Regions from separate parts of the Homo sapiens genome. Here region 2 is linked to region 1. Evidence: chromatin loops called from intact Hi-C (ENCODE). Cell type or tissue: PC-3. All regions are shown on one strand.

Region 1 (8,000 bases):
GAACCCGAAGGCAGCTGTGTCCACTGTGGAGCAAACCCTGGGGGAGGAGGAAAACTGTCTCAGTGTGTTGGTGACTCATTCTGGTGCTGATTTGGCCTTATGAAAGTAATTTAGCTCCACTGGGCTGAACCTAGTCATAATTAATAACAGGATACCTGGTTATACAGTGGGTCCAGTATTACCAACAAAGTGTTGCCTGAGGCAGAGGCAGAGAAGAAACAGAGAAGAAAACAAAAGGAAAGCAAGAGCAGACGATGGCTTCCAGTATTCTTCAGGCTGTAGAGACCCTGTGAAGGTTTCTGGATACATATGTATACAATTGAGGTTTAAAGGAACTAACATTTCAGGGTCTATTACGTATCAAACAGAGTGCTGGATGCCTTTTCCATGTAACTCATGTAATCCACCCAGCAGTCTTGTGTAGTAGCTGTTATTATCCCCCTTTTACTGAGGTTAGGAAAATAGCTTGCTTGGTATAAGCAGGTTTAAACTCAGGTCTATATAACTTGAATCCTAGCACATGTTTTTAACTTCAAAATAATCATACAGTCTAGGTGACACTTAAAGAGATGTAGTTTGCTTATGTATTTAAAAGCAAGTAGCCATTACCTTCTACCAGAGCCTCCTTCTCTCTTTTCTGGTTCTCACTTTGTCTTAAAATCCTAATGTATTAATTTGTGCTTCAGCCTTACAATATACTAAATGATTTTGTAGTGGGAAGAAAATGGAAGGAAATGGATTTTGAAGGCAGAGAAATCTGGCCTCAAATTTGATTTTCACAGTTCATTAGCCATATGATCTTAGGAACCTGTACAATGGGATTAATAATATTAGTTTAGTTTTTTTTTTTTTTTTTTTTTTTGAGGATGAAATGAGTTACGGGAACATACCTAAACTAACATAATGTTTTTCACTTAGGGGTCACTGAATTGTTGGTTTCCCTCCTGTCTTTCAAAATTTAGATAGAATTCACTGGTTTCAGAATTTCCTAAACTATGCTCTGCAGAAAATTAGGTGTTCTGAGAGAGGTAATTAACATTCTTCATAAAAACGTTTTTCACGGTCAGTATGTTGGTGTGGAGTGAATGCTTCTAAAGAAATGCTTCTCTTAAGAAATGCTTCTAACTCTTGCTTTTACCCACTCTCCCTTCCCCCAGAGGATCCCAACCATACAGAGCTCATAGGTCAATTCCAAATGCATTAAGGAACTAAATGTGAACATAAAAATGGAAACCATTTAGAAGAAATATGGAAAAATGTTATATGTAATTTTTTCATAGTGAGTATCTCTTTAAAAAAGACAAAAACTCAAAACATAAAGGAAGAAATTTTGACTATGTTAAAACGTAAAACTTTCCTAAGACAAAGACACAATGTAAGAAGGTATTTCAATGTATTTAACTAACAAAGGATTAGTATCTGAATATATAAGCATTCTCACAAACCAGCAGAAAAAGGCAAACAATGCAATAGAAAAAAAGCAAAGGGTGTGAATTGACAATTCACAAAAGGGAAAGTTGTGTGGCCAAGAACATCTAGAAAAAAAAGCTCAATTTCACTAGTAATTGAGGAAATGCAAACTAATATAAAAATGAGATATGTTACACTGATTAAATTCACAAAAATTCACATTTTAATTGCTAGTTATAATTTCTTCAACATTATACTGTAATTTTTAATCAGCACGGTAACACACCTAAACACACAAAGGAATGAAGTGAAGAGCATAAGGATTGGGCAGCAAGACACAAAACTGTCATCATTTGTACACAGTGGTGGCATATTTACCATACAATTTCAAGAGAAAATAAGTCAGACTCTTCCAAATGGATTAAGGAACTAAATACTAAATGTTACGAGATATTAAATGATTTTGTAGTGGGAAGAAAATGGATTTTGAAGGCAGAGAAATCTGGCCTCAAATTTGATTTTCACAGTTCATTAGCCATATGATCTTAGGAACCTGTACAATAGGGTTAACTATGTTAGTTTAGTTTCTTTAAATGAACAAAATAAAACTATGAAACAAAATAAGACCGTTAGAACTAACACAATAATTTAGCAAGTCAATTAAATTTAAAATTAAGATAAAAAATTTAATTTTAATAAACCATACCAACAGCTATGACAGAAGAAACTGTTCACTAAATATTTTTGATTTTGTATTAGTACAGGGTAGGATTTCACTTTCTTGTCTCCTTGAAGTTAGGTTTGATCATGTGACTTGCTGTGAACAATGAAGTGTAAACAGAAGTGATGCCTGTCTCTTCCAGGTAGAAGCTGTAAGAGACAGCACAAGATTTGCTGCTCTTTTCCTTTGTTTCTTGGAACAAGGAATGGCAGTCATCTTCCACGTGGCAAATTGATAGAGCACCATTATCCGGAAGACTGCCATATCTTCCAGATATTGGTTGCTCTATAGACAATTTGGGTCCTGGGGTGAGGACAAAAGAGAATAGTGCCCTACCTAATACATGATAGACATACAGCATAAACAAGAAGTAAACTTCATTTTCAGTCATTGAAATTTTAGGGTTATTTGTTAATGTAGCATCCCCTAGCCTATCCTAACTGATATGACCAATGAACATCTATTAGTCATTTACCATGTGCCAAGCTGTTCTGAGTCCTCTCTCTCTTTCTCTGTCTCTCTTTCTCTTTCTCCTTCTTTAATGTAATCACCACCAGAATTTTCTGAAGTAGGTATTTTTATGACCCTCGATTTGACAGATGAGTGAATTATCCCCTAGAGATACTGAGAGATTAAAATAACTTGCTTTAGGTGACACACCTTGTAAATGGCAAAGGCAAGATTTGAACTCGAGTCTTTTGGTTTCAATACCTGAACTTGTTCTGTTAATCACTTGGTATGCTGTCTTCCTCAGAAAATGTACTATAAAATTTTTACATATCATTTGTAATAGGAGACAAAACTATATGATATGTAGAAAAACACTTATAAAACATTACTGAGACTTTTACATAGAAAATTTTAAAACTTCATTAAAAGAAGGCTTAACTGATTGAAAAGATGTAATATGACTGTGATATCGTAATTTGTGGTTGGGAAAACTCAAATTCATAATGATGGAAACATATCCAAATTAATTTATAAATTTAGTGTACTTTCAATAAAGATATCATCAATTTCTTTTGAATAGAATTTGACAGACAAATTCTCACATATATATGGAAATATAAATGACCGAGAAAAGTCAACACAATCTTGAAGAATAAAAATAATGGTAGATTTGTCTGACTAGGTATTATAACTTTTGTAAATCCTATGAGTAAAAACTGAGGGTTGACACAGAAATAGACAAACCAATGGAAAAGAAAAAGGAATTTAGAGCCCAATCTATTTATATAGTGAGGGTGGCAATAAAATTTTGGTGGGAGCAGGATGGATTATTAAGTAAATGACATTGTGACAATTTGTTATTGATATTGAAAAATTCTATATCTGTACATTTATACATATTGAATTCTGGATAAACTAAGGGCTTAAAAAGTAAAATAATACAAATTTAGAAGAAAACAGGGAAAATAATAGGTGAATTACATCAGGTAAGGGTTTTTTATGTATGATGCAAAGGCACAAACTATTAAGGAGAATATTAACAAATTTGACTACATACTAGCTTCTATAAGATACCATGAAAAATATGAAAAAAGAAGATAAAAACTACAAGAAACTTGTAATACTATAGCCATCAAAGGATTAGTATCCAGAATATATAAAGAGCTTCTACAAATTGATGATAAAAAGAAAAACAATGCAATGGAAAAATAGGTAAAGGTAATGATAGGTAATTAGTAGAAGAAGAAAACTGAATGCCAATAAAAATTTGAAAAGATTCTCAATATTGCTAGTATTCTGGGAAATATAAATTAAAACATTCAGACATACCATATGATACTTATCTAATATGTAAAACTTAATAATTCTGATGACACCTACTGGAGAGATTGTGAATTTTCAGTGGGGCTGTAAATGTGAAGATGGTCATCTGCCATAAACGCAGCAATTACACTTTTAGGGAGAAACCTGTACGTTTATAAGAAAACGCATACATAGTAGTTCTTCAACATCATGTTGCAGAGCTGTGTAAAGAAAGTAGACCTTCAGATATCAACACAGGTAAAGCACAAAAACACATTTTTAACAGGAAGAAAGGAGGTTAAAAAGATACAAATATTTATATGCATATTATGTATGTAAAATTTAAAAATATATGAAACAGTAGTACATTTTCTTTGTGGAGGTAAATGTCTCAAAACTTATATGGAAAGATATAGAAAAACTTCAGGAAAGTGGTTGTTTAGAGAGGAAGACAAAAGGAAAGAAGGGAGGAAGGGCTTTAATTTTAACTGTAACATTTTGTATCCTCAAAAGAGAGAAAGCTAAAACACATTATGGAAAATGTTAACATCTGTTTAATGTTAGTGGTATGTAGTAGGTAACTGTTATAGCATTTTCTGTACTTTTAATGTTTGAAGTATTTTATGATTAAAATTTAAGTCTAAAAAATCCCTAGATGGTACCTTTTCATGTATATACTGCAGTATGGTTAGTCTCAGATCTTATACCTAGGCCTTAAAGTTTGTTTTTTAATTTTTCATAAATGAGATTGACATTTTCTTTTAATTTATGCTTTTAAGCAGGTAGCCTTATTTTAGGATCTTCAGCAATAGTCATGTATGTTTTTAAAACATTTTATTTATTTGTATTTATTTATTTATTTATTTATTTATTTATTTATTTATTTATTTAGAGAGAGATAGGAGGTCTTACTATCTTACTATGTTGCCCAGGGTAGTGTCAAACTCCTGGGTTCAAGTGATCCTCCTCAGTAGCTGGGACTGCAAGTGTACACCACCGAGGCGAACTTGTTCTGAAAACTTTTTAAAGTCTACAGGCTTATTTCAGAGATGTCAGCTTTACTGTCACACAGTATCCTAGAAGTAGACATTACAATGTTCTAGGAAGAAAATAAGACTCCAGATTGCCCAAAGTCATCGGCCAAAAAGTAACAAGGCTATTAAATTTGTATGTAAGATTTCAGTCTCTAAATCAACGGCTTGCTTCATGCTTTTCTGCCTCCAATTGTTTTTGTTTTGTTTTGTTTTGGTGCACAATGGGGTTCATATTAGGGAAAAAGTGATCTAGAAAGACAGCTATTTAGCCACGGCCTTAATTATCTCCTTCCTTTCTAGAGTGCAAATTTGCCTCTAATGGATGGAAATGCTAATGATTTTAAACCTTACTACAAAAAAAACAGTCTAAAAATTTTTAAAGAAATACTTTAGCAAGCTTTATATATTCTATTGGGAATAAGACGTCCTTTAGGCAACAATTATCTACAAAAGAAAGGAAGTCATGAGAAAGGTGGGGGTGAAATGAACAAGGGAATGGGATGGTGGTAGGGTTTTTTGTAGGTGACTACATATTTGGTAGAAAAAGGTCAAGAGCAGAACTCATTCACTTCACTTCAGGGAGGAAGAGGAAAGCAGGATATTAGAGTGGAAAAAAGAGAAAAAAGAGCTGAATATGATTCTGGGATGATAAAGTACTCCTGAAAACTGCCTCACGGGCTACTCAGGGGCACTAAGGCTCACCTGCATTCGCCATAATCCATCCTTTCTGGTCATGCAGGGTTTTCAAGGAGGGAGCCTGACTTTTAGGAATGAGGTTAGTAATCCAATCTGTTGCAGTCTAGGCAATGACTGTATGTAAAACTGGCAACTGGCACTATTAAAAGTGGAACCAGACAGCATATTAGAAGAGGAAAGAGGAAAACGTGGACATGTGGGAGCTGCAGGAGGAGAGAGTTACTGAAGTGTGTGACATGTAGGTCTTCTGTCTGCCAAGTGGAGTTCATTAAGTGGCAAGAGTCTATCACTTTCAGCTCACAAATAGCTCACAAACAGAAAGATGGCAATGACAGTGCAGTTGTCACTGTTAGAAATGACAAGTCTTTGCAACACTATTCCTCCAATTTTAAAAAAGTATCAAATCAGACATTGAGATAAATATAATTAAAATATGTGATATGAAAACTTTCTATATAAATTCCATTTTAAAATATCAGACATAGAGACATTTTAAGTAGGTTCTAGATGGAATTTATGTATGAAAACTAGGAAATGAGCTTAGTGGAGATATTTTTCATAAATGTTTATATATGAGTAAGTTTTAAATACAAATAGATTTTTAAATACTATGCTCTAAGAGATGTAAACTTTAAGAAGAGTAAGGGAATAATAAAAATAAATATTCATGGAGAAATCTCTGATCCCATTTATTTAGCAAAGTAGCCGTCCTTCTCTATGAGAGATGTATTGAGTAATTCAATTAGCTTTTCATTTACAAATTCGTATCCTAAACTCATATTTATTGAGCGCCAAATTGTGTTTCTGTTTAGGAGAGGTAAGACTTTACCTACTTACGGTCTCCAGCTGGGCTTGAGAATTAAATTGATATCAGACAGATTAACAGGAGAAACGCACACAAATTTCTACATGTGCATGGGAGCCCCCATAGGAAAATGAAGGTCCAAAGAATTGGCAAGACCTAAGTGCTTATAGAGTAGGTTGAACAAAGTGTGACAATTGTGCAAAAGTAACTAAAATGTATGGGAAGGCTAAAGGAAGATGAGTGATTTTAACAAGGTTTCCTTGTCCAGATTTTTCTGTTTCCACTCTCCATTTCTGGTGACAAGAATATTTATTCTCTCCTGGCACAGGGAGGTCAGAGTGTCCCTTTTGTATCTGTTGTTTTCCAAGTGCCTTTAGCTAGAAAAAAATCCTTCTGCCACTCTTCAGCAGGCATTGTTCTAGTGTTTGGGACTTATTTGTATATCAAAGACACAAAAATCCCTGCTTGTGTGTCTTACATTCTAGGAAGAGAAGAAATAAACATAATAAGTTAATTCTATAATACTTTAGAAAGTAATAAGTGCTGTAAAAATCAAGAAGAAGACACCTGTGTGCATGTGTGTGTATGTTGGGCGTGAGGGGTGGGCTAAGAGGGTAGCATTTTGTCGTACAGATCGCCTTCTGAGGAGAGGATATTTGAGCAAAGACTTGAAGGAGGGGAAAGACCGTTTCAGGCAGTGAGAATAGCCAGTGCAAAGCCCTCGGGTGGGAGCATGCCTGGTGTATGTAAGGAAGCTTGGAGACCAACATAAGAGTATAGTGAGCAAGATTGAGAGTGTACGAGATGAAATCAGGGAGGTCACAGGGGCAAGAGCACACAAAACCTACAGGGTATTGTCAGGGTTTGCCTTCAGGAGCCATGGGGGCATTTTGAGCAAAGTGAAGTGATCTGACTTAGATTTGAAAGGGATCACTCTGCCAAGAACATGCTGTGGAATGGTGAGTGTGGAAGTGGGGAGACTGGTAAGGATGCTACTGCAACAGTCAGGTGAAAGATGATGGTTGGAGCAGATGGTAGCAGTGGAAGTAGTGAGAAGTGACTGGACTCTGGATATATTTTATAGGACAGGCCAACAAGTTTCTCTAATAAAATGTATAGAAAGGGCATGGAATGAAAGAGGCAGAAATCAGTGATGACTCTGACATTTTGACAAGAACATCTGCAAAGGTGGAATTGTTGTCAACTCAGGCAGGAATTTTACAGGTTTGTAAGGAAATATTAAGAGTTTGATTTTTGGATCTGCTAAATTTGAAATGACTATTAGATACACAAAGAGAAATGTTGTGAAGGTAGTAAAAGAACCTGGAGTTCAGAAAAGTGTGAGTTGGAGATACAGAAATTATCTTACGTCTGACAGCCATGGAATTGGATAAGGTTATCTGGAAAATAAATGTTGAGTAAGCGAAGATGTCTAATGACTAAGCCCCAGGGTCCTTCAACCTTTAGAGGTTGGGAGAAGAGGAGATGCCAACAGTGGAGACTGAGAAGAAAACCTTAGTGAGGAAGCAGGAAAGCCAATGAAGTGTGCGATCCCAAGACAAGTGAAGAAAATGTATCAAAG
Region 2 (8,000 bases), 160 kb before region 1:
AGTTGTGTTGCACTTGACACTGACTGTTTGCATTCCTGTGGTTCCTATAGACAGGATTTCTGACATTAGAATCAGAAGGCTTTTACTTAACATAGATAGAATTTGTGATGTTAGAATCATAAGGATTTTGTTTAAGAATTGCATACAATGTTTTTTAGATCTCAAATTCCAGGGAAAAAGCTGATACCGACCAATTTGAAGACCCCCACAGAAGAAGGGAAATAACATGAGAATACAGTTTGTATGCAGTCCTCCCTGTCTAGGACTTCCATCTGCTATCTTTGACCAATCAGCAATCTCTACACTTCAGCCCACTCCAAAATCCTTAACAACCTTAGCCCCAGACTCCTAGGGGAGACGGAATAGAGGTTTCCTCCCATCTTCTTGATCTGCAGCTCTATGATCTGCTGTAACCCGGTGTCTCAGGGCATTGACTTGCCATGCATATTGGACAATGGACCTATTACGGTTCCAGTATGTCTCATATGTCTTCTTGGACCTGTTTTTTAAATGTTTTTAAAATGAGACAATGTACAATACAAATTTGGAATAATTTTACAACATATTAAAGTCAGATAAGAAACAGGCAAGATACACGGAATTAAAACTTACCATAAAGGTTCATTTTTTTTTTTTTTTGCTAGAATAGGGAATTTCTCCAAAATGTATTTGAAAACCATTAAGAACTCAACTGAGACAGTGACTTCAATGATCCAGTGAATCAAAGAGGCCACAGTGATTAATTTTAACTAATTCTTTGTTTAGATCAAATTGAACAAACAGCCTTCCTATGCAGTTTTGATATTGGATTATTTTTTTTTCACTGTAGGAATGCAGAGTAATTGATATCTCATATTTAAGTTATAAGAACTGCTTGAGAAATTTGAACATTGAAGGAAAGACCTTTGGAATTTGAAGAGCTATGCCACTAACAACAGACATACATATAGTTGTTCATTTAGCAAAGTACACCACGTGGATGCTACATTTGGGAGGAATTTTGATGGGTGCATTACAAAGTCTGACTAAAAGCAATGCATGTTTGGTGGTGATGTTAGTTCTTTTAATCACTCCTGATGGACCATCCATATCTTCCTATGACCACATGTCCGATGCAGAGGAGAAAAGATTATTTTCCTCACCCACTGCTAGGTTCATTGCTGAGACCCCTATAACAAAAGACAGACTAACAAGTGGAAGGCATGCAAATGTAAAATTTATGTGATATGGGCACTTTCAAAAATGAATGATAACTCGAAGAAACAGAAAAAAACTGTGTATTTTTATGGACAGTCATGCAGAAGTATGATTGGAAGATAAAAGGATATGATCTAAAGGTAATAAACTGCAGGAACAAGCAAGGCCTGTTTTTCAGTTTCTTCTTGATATTTCTGTGCCTTTGAGGACAAGGATGTTTCTCTCTTTGGGGTATAGGGAGGACCCCTCTAGAATGAAGGTCTTATAACCTACTTTAGGGAAAGACCAGAGAATTTCTGCTTCAGTGAAGAAGGAGCGAGAGGAAGGTGAGAATGACCTTCCCGCTTCTGCTTTGTCTTCAAATGCCAAGGTGTCACATTTTTTGGTAGCATGTCTCTAACCCTCTCATGGATAAAGAAGGCTATTACTGATTTAAAGACCATTTGAATCAAATTGTAGGACATTCTGCCATTTAGTAACTTTTTAAGAGCCCCAGTAATACCACAAGCAAATACATACATTAACATATATTACTTAATCAATAATACATACATACCATCCATCCTACTATTTACTTTGAGTTCCAATGCTACCTAAAATGAAAAGTTTTTAATGCATTTTAGGAGCCGAAACAGAATTCTGTTTCCTGTGTGATACAGAAAAATAAGAGCAAAATTGAGCTTTTGATGCTTTAGGCAATCACAGATTAATGAGAATGTGAGTTCTTGGCACTAGGAAGGAGCTCTGCATTTAATATTATCTCTCATATTTGAAGATGATGCTTGACAGCTTGACCATGATGCCAAATAAAAAAGAAACTTTCCTGTTTGCAGAGACTATTTGTGTTCATTAGGGTACTAGCTAAGTGGCTATAACTTGAAGACCTCAAATAAAGAGGTATAAACTAGAAAAATGTTTATTTTTCTCTTACTTAATAGTCCAGAGGTAGGTGAGCTGTCCAGGGCAAGTAGACAGCTCTTTTCCTGTCATCCAGGGACCCAGGGACCCAGGCTCCTCCCATCTTTAGGTTATATCATCCTTTAGGATGTCTCATGGCCACTGTGTTTAAGTTCGAACCACTAGAAGGGGAAAGAAGGACAGGGCAAGCAGATTCCTTTTAAGGTTATGACAGTGTTGAAATTTACCTGAGCCCTGTGATCCTGAAAAACAGCCATGATTAAAGAAATCCTGCCACCCATTGTGTTCTAGGAAACAGCAGCTTACTCAACCACGACTTTGTTAAGAATCAAGGATGCCCGATATGGTTTGGATTTGTGTCCCTGCCCAAGACTCATGTTGAATTGTAATCCTCAGTGTTGAAGTAGGGGCCTGGTGGGAGGCGATTAGATCCTGGGGGTGGATTTCCCTCTTGTTGTTATTGGGATAGTGAATTCTCACAAGATCTGGTTGTTTAAAAATGCGTAGCACCTCCCCCTTCTCTCTCTTCCTCCTGCTTCAGCCATGTAAGATGTGCCTGCTTCCCCTTCACCTTCTGCCATGATTGTAAGTTTCCTGAGGCCTCCCAGCCATGCTTCTTGTAAAGCCTGCAAAAACTGCGAGCCAATTATGCCTCTTTTCTTTATAAAGTACCCAGTTTCAGGTTATTTCTTTATAGCAGTATGAGAACAGACTAATACAATGCCCCTCTTGTTTTCCTATGACAAGGCCAGACACAGACTTTCCAAATTCCTATTCTTTGCCTTTGAAATTATCAGCTGGACTGTTTTCTCACCACCGATCAGTGGAAACAAAATGCTTACTAACCAAACCTTTGTTAAGATTTTCTCCTTCCTCTAGTCCCCTGAACTCTTGCCTGCTTTAAGCCTGAGTCAGCCATACAACCCTTCCTTAAGGATCTCTGCCAAAAAAATAGACTGGTCTCAGGGTAAAACATTCCTGGATGTACTATCTGATCCTTCCATACTTTCATCCCACTTCTCTACATCTACATCTTTCTGGTCTTGTTTACTTCTCTTTAGACAAGAAAAATCCTTTTTGCCTAAAGCTTGCAGATCTTATAGTCAAATGTTCTCCTTTGTGCAATAGTCCCTCTCTTACTCTTTGCAAAAGTCCTTTTGAATAAAGTCCAGATTTGTTTTTAACTTGACAGATATAAACCAGAAGTTCCATTGGTTGGAGCCTAGCTACAAAGGGGCCTGGGAAGAACACTGTCTAGCTGGACAGCTAAATCCAGCTAAAACTCAAGAGTTCTATTATTAAACAAAAGAATCAGGTAATATATATTAGAAGACAATTGCCAGTATCTGCCACTCTCTTCTCACAGTAAGATACTGTTTGTAGTTCTACATTTCTTCTCTCAGACTGGTACTTTTGGACAAAATAGGTAACTCAGAATCTGGTTGTCCCTTGTCGCTTTTGTCTTCCTGTCAGTTTCCTGGCACTTGACTACTCTGCCATGTTTCTGAAAATGTGTCAAAATGGTCTTTCTTCCAAGTAAAACGCTTAGGGCTTCTCAAATTCAGCTTAGGACTTAGAGCTTCTAAAGTTCTGTTTAAAACCTAATCAAACTTTGGAAAATGTGGTTTTTTTTTGGTGTGGAAACAGCTGGGCTTTGTCCTTACTGTATATAATTATGGAGGCTGAGCAATCCTACCAGGCAACCCTGGTTTTTAGAGATGGATGGCTCTGGTATCAAATCCTGGCTCTGCCAGTTACTAGCTGAAGAGCCTTAAGTGTGGTATATAACCTCATGAAGGTTTGTTTTCTTCTCTATAAGAGTACTAAAATCTATATTGTAGACTTATTGCAAGAATTAGAGATAAAATTTAAAAAATGTCCAGTATAATGCCTGGCCTTGGCATACGCTAAAAAAATGGCAGATGCTACTTTAATTATTTGATACAACTTTTCTTTGGAATTCTTCCATTACATATCTTCCAGGTGCCTCATCATTTTGCATTGCTCTCCCTCGTCTGATTCTACACCCACATTTCATATTTCTAGATGTCATGCTTTGCAGTCCTCAACATTTTTGCTTGTCCTCTTCTCTGCTCTCAAAATTACCTAATTTGGGTTTAATTCTTTCAAGGTTCTAATTTCTCATTTTAGATATACAATTTCTTTTAGAAAAGTAATTCTGCCAGGCTGGGCAACATGGCAAGATCTCATCTCTACAAAACTAAATAAATTAGCTTTGTGTTGTGGCATGCACCTGTAATCCCAGCTACTTGGAAGGCTGAGGCAGAAGGATCCTTTGAATTCAGGATGTTGAGGCTGCAGTGAATCATATTCACTCCACTGCACTCTAGCTTGGGCAACAGAGTGAGACCCTGTCTCTAAAACAAACAAACAAACAAAAAATTCAATTCTGGTGTTCTGGAACTACAACAAATAGGAAGGATGAGTTAGATCTTTGGTTGTTTTTGAATTGCATCATGCTGGGCTTCTGGCCATCAGAATTACCCAGTGATATTTTCTAAAGAATCCGCTTATTACCTATTTTCTGCACATATTAGGAGCAGTAGAATTTCATTGCTCCCACTTATTGAGAAAATTCCCGCAAAGATGTTTAAGTGGTCAAAATTCATTGCATATCTTGGTAGCATGCATTTTGATGGAATATGCACAAAGTAGTGATTGATACTAGTTGCAGAATCCACTCCCCAAAAGGGAGAAAAATGGAATCACTCATATTCTTTCACAGTGCTGAGATAGTATCTGTGAGTGAATGCACAAGATTCTTATTTCAGGTATATATGGCTTTAAATTGATATCTACAAGTCATATTGTGGACTTCCTTATGTGTTCATTTGGTATAGATTATTAGAAGTTTTAAAGTCCCGTCACTGAACTTGTTTTTCTAAGAATAACCCTTCATATTTGAGTTCTTGCCAAATTCAGTCTTAATCATTATGCAACAAAATATTCTATGTCATCTGTTGGTGTGTTTACAAAGGAATGAGCATAAGCACATATGTATTTACGACCAAAAAATTAATCTTAAAAAAAAAATCACTCTAAGTTATGGGGAATTCTGGAAGCTTCTGAGTAAGCCAAAAGACAAGTTTCATATAAGGAGGTTCAGTAATTTTTGTTGCATTTGATGAGAATAAAACAAGACTTCACATATTACTAGCAGCTCAACTTGGTGCTAAGACTAAAGTTTCCCTGATGATGAAGCATTTTTGCCTTTCCCCAAGTCTTAGTGCAGGATTTGAGGAATAGGGATATAAATAAGACAATGTGTTGAGTAAGTTTCTGAGATGGAGAAGAAGGTTGCAAGAGAATAACTGAATGGTTATCAGACAATATTTGATGTCAATGTCTAAAAATTATTCCTCTGCCACATTCCCTTTTGGAGAGCCTACAGGCTAACTGGTGATAGTTCCAGGAGTGAATACATTCAGGAGTAAGTCTATTTCAAACACAAAAAATACTCCTTTCCTCCAGTCAATATCTTAATATCTTGAAGAAATTAATTTTTTTTTTTTTGAGACAGGGTCTCACTTTGTCACCCAGGCTGGAATGCAGTGGTGTGATCTTGGCTCACTGCAGCCTCAACCTCCTGTGCTCCAACGCTCCTTTTGCCTCAGCCCCCAAAGTAGCTGGGACTACAGGCTCACGCCACTATGCCCAGCTAATTCTGTGTATTTTTTGTAGAGGTGGGGTTTCGCTATGATGGCCAGGCTGGTCTCGAACTTCTGAGCTCAAGTGATCTGCCTACCTTAGTCTCCCAAAATGCTGAGATTACATGTGGGAGTCATGGTGCCTGGCTGAGATTCGATTTTTAAAATCTTTATAATATGCTTGAAATTATTCCATCTCTCCATCACCCTTGCCACTAAGTCCAAGTCACCATCATCTCTGGCTTGGATTATTGCAATGGGTTCTTAACTTGTCTATCCACTTTTGTATTTTTTCAAATTATCACAAGGTAGCCAGAGTCATTTCCTAAAAACAGAAATCAAATCATGACACTCTTCTCATTAAAACCTCTCAATGGTTTCTCACTGAAGTTAGAGGAAAATCCAAACTTCGTCCCATGTCCTACAAGACTGAATACTCTGGCTTCTGAAGGTCTTTCAGCCTTGGCAGCTTTTCTTACTGAGCATTGCTCCAGACCCTTGGGTCCTTCGTCGTTGTCAGTTTGCTGAGTGCTTTCCTGCTCCGCCTCTGCTCTCTGCTCTCTCCCAGTCTTCACAGGGCATTTTCCTCATTGCAGTTTAAACATGAGCTCCTCAAGGAGGCCTTTTCTGATTACCCCATTTAAGTAGGCTCTCCTTACTCTGGTGTTCTCAATCATAGCACCCTGTCTCCTTCGTAGCTTTTATCATTATTTGTAATTACATACTGATTTATTTGTTTATCATATGTCTCCCCTACAAATGTGTAAACTCCCTAAAATGCAACGGCCATATGTAACTTATTCACCACTCATTATTCAACCCTTAGAACATGCCAAGAACATAGTAGGTGCTCAATAAGTAGTTGTTGAATGAATGGAATGAACAATAATTACACAAACAAATAGCTATTGGACCTTTATTATGTGTTGGGCACTTGGCCTACCATAATAATAATGTTTTACCTTTATGAGAAGCCTGTGAAAGAGATACTGACATCTCTGGTTTACCGATGAAGAACTGGAGGATTAGAGACTTTAAATAACTTGTCCAAAGTTTCACAGCTAATAGGTGACAGAGATAGGACTCAAACTTAGTTCAAGCTTAAGATTCATGCTACTGTATTAACTACTACTATCTATCATTTATTTTGCAAATATTTATTGAGGATATAAAGTGAATAAAAGTACTGGGAAATAAGGAGCAGCAGTAGTAATAGTTATATGCTAACTGACATTTGAAATACACTTATAGATGAAATTACCAGATGATATTTGCAAAGCATCAAGCACAGCACTACAGTGTACTATACAGAGGGATTGCAGAGTCAAGACATAATTGAGAGCGCCCAGTGACTGATAGAAGGTCCTGCCACGAAGAGTTGTGGATGTGGTTTGGAGACATCTCTGGCTGAGCCTGATCTGCTGCTAGAGAGGAGACAATGGTGCATCTTAACAAATGACAATGCTGCTTCTGGTGTGATAGCAGCAGACTCAAATCAGGTTTTCAGTCTACTTTTAAGGAAACAGATGGTAATGTATACCTTATAAATGCTTGCAGGCTTTGTGGATAAAATGTCCTTTCAAGCCATTTGGAAATGTTCCACAGATCTGTGTTGTTATGGTGATGCAATGGAGCAGACGTAGAATAAGATTTGTAAAGAGAAAACAAAATCCAGCTCTTAAGGCTTACAGTCTGTCCTAGCCTAATTTATTTCTCTTTGAAAACATGGGGAGGTTCTTGGGGAATTAGAAAATGTGAAAACATTGAGACGTTGCTCTAGCCTTTAGAAAGCCATGGGGCAGACTATACTAATACACCATCAAATTAAATCATGAAGTTCCCTTCTAAATTTATCAGTATTAAAGAGGCAGCTTCAGAGTTTCTCTAAGAAAGAGCCACATACTAATTAAACAGCAGAAAGTTTTGCTTGAGCAAAAGGTTAAGATGCTTAAATATATAGTTTTCCATGTATCTCTAAAAATCTCGGATAAAATAATTATTGTTTGTGTCAATCATTTATTTGCTCTTAAATTCCTTTTATTATATTTAGGTTGAGAAATGCTTCATGCAAAAGCACATTTCAATGAAGTTTATTTTAACACCTCCATTTAGGGGTTTATTTGTAAATAGAAATAGGACATTTCAGACACTGATTGGACTGATTAATGGCGCTCATCAGGAAGAACCAAGGGATCATAATTAAACACCCAAAGTACA

The links. Hi-C counts contacts between places; a loop is a spot of excess contacts. Peaks named below come from ENCODE experiments on the same cell type or tissue, not always from the same donor. Only the 100,000 strongest peaks of a DNase experiment are listed, where the experiment ranks them.
Region 2: a loop joins it to region 1, with 2.3 times the contacts of the local background. A loop is called at or near these places in 2 of 110 quality-filtered maps.

Annotation. Positions count from the first base shown.
Region 1 is chr12:18,857,431-18,865,430 of GRCh38, reverse strand. No RefSeq gene overlaps it. Among named protein-coding and RNA genes, the nearest start is that of CAPZA3, 120 kb to the right of the region's middle. In PC-3, a CTCF peak has its summit at 3,965 (motif pointing left); no DNase peak of the experiment used is centred here.
Region 2 is chr12:19,013,813-19,021,812 of GRCh38, reverse strand. No RefSeq gene overlaps it. Among named protein-coding and RNA genes, the nearest start is that of PLEKHA5, 110 kb to the left of the region's middle. In PC-3, no CTCF peak of the experiment used is centred here; DNase peaks (open chromatin) are centred at 2 and 3,022; H3K4me3 peaks cover 744 bases; H3K27ac peaks cover 1,849 bases.